Regions from separate parts of the Homo sapiens genome. Here region 1 is linked to region 2. A link is a loop called in an ENCODE intact Hi-C map of the cell type or tissue named here. Cell type or tissue: dorsolateral prefrontal cortex. All regions are shown on one strand.

Region 1 (2,500 bases), 420 kb after region 2:
ACTGGGTCGGCCTCTTGGCTGGCCTCCAGCTGCTGGTCTCTACCTCACAGCAGCCACAGAAGTGCTTCTGGTACTCAAGTCTGCCCAGGTCCCTGCCTGACTTGGAACAACTGGAGACTTCCCATGCTCTAAAACAGGGAGGGAACCTGACTTCTTGAGGGCGCAGGCACCTGAGTGGCCTCCTGATAGCTCCACATTAGCTTTGCTCAGACCCTGGGAGATTTGGCCGCTGCTGCCCTGTAGCTCCTGGGAGCAGTCTCACCATGCTGAGCCCATCCCTTTAGCTGCCTGTGGCCTTGCTATGCCAGGCAGCCTGATGAGCCTGGTTTCTATCACTCTCTTGCTGTGTGACTTTAGGCAAGTCACCTCTCCTCTCTGTGCTTCACTCTCTTCTGCAAAACAGAGTTAGTAATTCCAGTGTGACCCCACCAAGCTGTTGTTAGGATTTCGAGGCTGTGCATGGAAGTACCAGCACGGTGCCTGGCCCATTGCGGTGTACCGTGATCTGGTAAGGATGCTCTCAGAGTGCACCTGTCATTCAGTCATTCATCCAAAAGGACAGCACAAAGCTCCCATGGGGGCCAAGCCCCGTGCCACGGGGAGCAATGTGAATCAGGTGCCAGAGTCCCCACCCTGAAGGCGCTCTGGGTGATTCAGCAGAGAAGATGGGTGCAGGGACCCTCAGTCACACAGTGTGGTCACAGCTGTGGCAGCCCAGAAGGGGCACCTAAGCCCCCATACCTTGGAGGACCCCACTGAGTCATGGAAGGTGAGAAAGAGTGCGACATTAGGATCGGCATGGATAAGTCATGACGGCCAGGGTGAGCAGGGGCCTGGGAGCCCAGAGCAGATCTGCATCTGCTAAGCAGCATTTAGGGATGATGGGGGGCAGGGAAGGGTTTAACGGAGTGGGGGTGGTGATCGCTGGATCTGTGTGTGAGGGAAAATCCCTGGGCTGGGTGGGGGATGGATGGGGTGGGGAAAGGTATGGGCAGGCATGGAAGAGACAACACAGCCATCTGTGAGGAGGCTGGGACAGTGGTCCAGGCCAGGTAGATGGTGGGAACCGAGAGGAGAGGGGGCAATGGGGAGGGCAAGAGGAGGCAAACGGGAGGGATTTAGGAGAGGGAAGGGATGGGATGAACTCCCACATCAGGCACTGGAACCACCCCTGAGCTACTAACCCATTCAGTGACTCAGGCAAGCCCCTCCCCCTTGGGGGCCTCAGTTTACCTACATGTGAAATAGGACATGGGCCAGAAAATCCCTGGAGGCCCTCTCTACTCACACATCCTGTGGCTCTGTAAAGCAAGTGGCCTTCCCTGCTTCTGGAGGAGGAGGAGCAAAGCCCATCCCCACCCTACCCCTCCAAGCCTCATCCCTGGAGATGGGGCCCAAGCCCCAGGGCCAAGTGGGACAAGGGGTCTGACCCACTTAGGTGAGGGCAGGTAGCAGCGCCCTGGAGGCTGCATACACAGAGCTGCAGCGCCACCTACTGTCCATGTGGGAAGAGGCCACCAGTCCCAGGAGCCCGGCTCTGACCTAAATAAATCCCAGTGGACTGAAGCACAGCTAAGAGTTCCTACCTGGGCCCACTGGCCCAGTTCCCTCCCCGCCACCCCCAGGTCTCTCCAGATGGCTCGATGAATGCAAGATGCTTCCTTCTGTAATGGATTCTGACCACATCATTCTCTTGCTCAGAAACCTTTCATGGTTCCTCACTGCCCTTGGAGTCCATGCTTGCTCCTTAGTTGGCATTCAAGGCTCTTCCCATCCGGGCCTCTGCTGACCTCTGATGCCCCATTTCCTATACAGCAAAATACTCACCAGCTCCTTAAACGTTCCATACTTTCCCCAGTCTTGTGGCTTTGTATTAGGTTGGTGCAAAATTGCAATTTTTGCCTTTAGTCAACAGCAAAAACCACAATTACTTTTGCACCGACCAATATATATTCTTTTTTTTTGTGTTGAAACAGAGTCTTGCTCTGTCGCCCAGGCTGGAGTGCAATGATGTGATCTCAGCTCACTGCAACCTCCACCTCCCAGGTTCAAGCAATTCTCCTGCCTCAGCCTCCCGAGTAGCTGGGATTACGGGCACACCTCACCACGCCCAGCTAATTTTTGTATTTTTAGTAGAGACGAGGTTTCACCATGTTGGTCAGGCTGGTCTCGAACTCCTAACCTCGTGATCCACCCACCTCGGCCTCCCAAAGTGCTGGGGTAACAGGCGTGAGCCACTGCGCCTGGCCCCCGATATATATTCTTGCCTCTGCTTGAAATAACTTTCTCTGCCTTCTTGGCTTAAAAACCAGTGCAGGCCAGGCGTGGTGGCTCACACCTGTAATTCCAGCACTTTGGGAGGCCGAGGAGGGTGGATCACTTGAGGCCAGGAGTTCGAGACCAGCCTGGTCAACATGGTGAAACCCTGTCTCTACTAAAACAACAAAAATTAGCCAGGGGTGGTGGCACATGCCTGTAGTCCCAGCTGCTCTGAGGTTGA
Region 2 (2,500 bases):
TGGCAAAAAATGTCAAGCGCCTACTACAAGCCTATTATTAAACTAGGTACTGTGGGATACAAAAGTATAAGACATGGATTCAAAATTTATTTTCTTTGTTGAGGAGATAAGACAGTATATATTCCAGAAGACATGCAGTTTACAAATGAGTTTAGTTTGAAAAATTGTTTTTGGTGTCATTTGTTTGCATCTTGCAGATAATGCAGGTAAGTTATAGCAGAACCTTAAATAATTTGAAGAGCACTTCAGGAAGAGGTTTTAATGTTTGGTGACTATTGGGAAGCAAAGAGGAGCTTTGTTATACCTTGAAGTTGGTGTGGAGGTTGGTGAATAAGGCTGGGTGACCTTTAGAGATTTCTACAGGGGTTTTCTAGGTGGGTTTAACCGCTATGATGGTGATTAGGGGAGGATGATAAATAAAAAGCTGTTGAGTCAGTAAGCTGGAAATCTTTCAGATCCCTATTCAGGATTTTGCCTTTAATGTATACAGGTAAGATTATCTTTGCCTTTATTTCATTTTGGTGACCACTCGTCTTTTGTGGGACTGCTGACAGCTGCTTTTTATGAATGCACAGTCCTAGTCGTTAGGAATATGGATATTGGAGTCAGATTGATATAAGTTTAATTATAGGCACTCCTGACAACTATTACTCCAGTAAATGGAAACTTCTACTCACTAGGCTCTAAATCCTATGATAAGAGGAATTACATCTCTAATGCTTACCATTGTATTAACACTATATCTCTAGCACAGTGCCTGGTATGTAGTAGGCTCTCAGTAAAACTTTGTTAGTGAATGAAGGTGAATGCTTGCTGTGTTTAGGGCTATCACAGCAATCATTGAGAATAAAAATCTTGAGTAGATGATATTTGTTCCACCCTGGGTTACCTCCAGCCTCAACTTTTGGTATTTATTTTTATGTAACTCATATTGGCATAATTACTCCAACTTTTGTGCTATTGATAAGGTGCAAAAGCATTAGACCAGTTGTTATAAGGCTGGAGTGAAATTACTTATAGACAAATCTCTAAAGATTAAAGAGCTGTGAAGGTAAGTATATAGATACATAGAGATACAAGTAAGAATTTCATTTTTCTGACTAGAAGCTACAGCGGTAATATCTTTAGAGTCCAGTAGATGGCAATACTTTCTCACTTTAATGGAAAAAATTAGAGCAGGCATAGAATCCAAGTCAAAAGGAGCAAATCTTTGTGGATGAAAGAAACCCAAGATATTGAAATAGCAATTTGGTGATGAATTTCACAAAAATAACCATATAACTTGATCGTCTCGAGTACATAGGCTGAGATTGAAGATTTAGGTATAAAAAGTTTCAGGATCTGTTTTGAAAGCCTGAACAAATGAAAACTCCTTATTTTATATTTTTCAATTTGTTCTGGTACTGTGTTGCTTAGCAAATCACTTAACTTCTCTCAGTTTTAGGTTCCTCATCTCAAAAGTAAGAAAATCCTAATTAGCTGGATAACACCGCAGGGAATATTAGTTATCTAGCCCAACACTCTTATTTTGTAGATGGAAAAACTGACGTTCAGGGGGCTCATGATTTATTGAACTTGACATGGCAAGTTAGCTCTATGCTACAGATGATAACTTAGACATAGCTATAATTTATTTTATTTATTATTATTATTTTTGAGATGGCATCTCATTCTGTCACCCAGGCTGGAGTGCAGTGGCATGATCTCGGCTCACTGCAACCTCTGCCTCCCAGGTTCAATCGGTTACCTGCTTCAGCCTCCCGAGTAGCTGGGATTATAGGCATCCGCCACCACACCCAGCTAATTTTTGTATTTTTAGTAGAGATGGGGTTTCACCATGTTGTCCAGGCTGGTCTCGAACTCCTGACCTCAAGTGATCTGCCCACCTCGGCTTCCCAAAGTGCTGGGATTACAGGCATGAGCTACCAGCTGCTATAATTTATTTATCTCTATATATCTATATACTTACCTTCATAGCTCTTTAATTTTTTTTTTTTTTTTTTGGACAAGTCTCGTTCTGTCACCCAGGCTGGAGTGCAGTGGCGCGATCTCGGCTCACTGCAAGCTCCGCCTCCTGGGTTCAAGCAATTCTCTCTCTCAGCCTCCCGAGTGGCTGGGATTACAGGGGCCTGCCACCACGCCCGGCTAATTTTTTTGTGTTTTTAGTAGAGATGGGGTTTCAGCATCTTGTCCAGGCTGGTCTTGAACTCCTGACCTCGTGATCCACCCGCCTCGGCCTCCCAAAGTGCTGGGATTACAGGCGTGAGCCACTGCGCCTGGCCCATAGCTCTTTAATCTTTAGAGTTTTGTCTGTAATTCATTTATTCCAGCCTTATAACAACCTTAGAGGAAGGTAGGGCCAATTTATCATTATTTGCTTAAAAGAAATTGAGTCACAGAGGGGCAAAGTGACTTCCTTTCATTCCGTGACTTAATCATTTCTGTACAATGAATTGCCCCTTTCTCTTTGCTCCTGAAGCCCTTTTGACATACCTCTGTT

The links. Peaks named below come from ENCODE experiments on the same cell type or tissue, not always from the same donor. Only the 100,000 strongest peaks of a DNase experiment are listed, where the experiment ranks them.
Region 1: it touches region 2 in a loop (15-fold over the local background); 85 of 110 quality-filtered maps call a loop at or near these places.

Annotation. Positions count from the first base shown.
Region 1 is chr11:76,317,474-76,319,973 of GRCh38, forward strand. The region is part of intron 4 of LOC105369395 (a long non-coding RNA gene); the gene reads left to right. Among named protein-coding and RNA genes, the nearest start is that of THAP12, 62 kb to the right of the region's middle. RefSeq lists an enhancer at 1,596-1,655. In dorsolateral prefrontal cortex, CTCF peaks have their summits at 1,521 (motif pointing left) and 1,735; a DNase peak (open chromatin) is centred at 1,498.
Region 2 is chr11:75,895,887-75,898,386 of GRCh38, forward strand. The region is part of intron 5 of UVRAG (UV radiation resistance associated); the gene reads left to right. Among named protein-coding and RNA genes, the nearest start is that of UVRAG, 82 kb to the left of the region's middle. In dorsolateral prefrontal cortex, CTCF peaks have their summits at 1,160 (motif pointing right) and 1,362; no DNase peak of the experiment used is centred here; H3K27ac peaks cover 373 bases.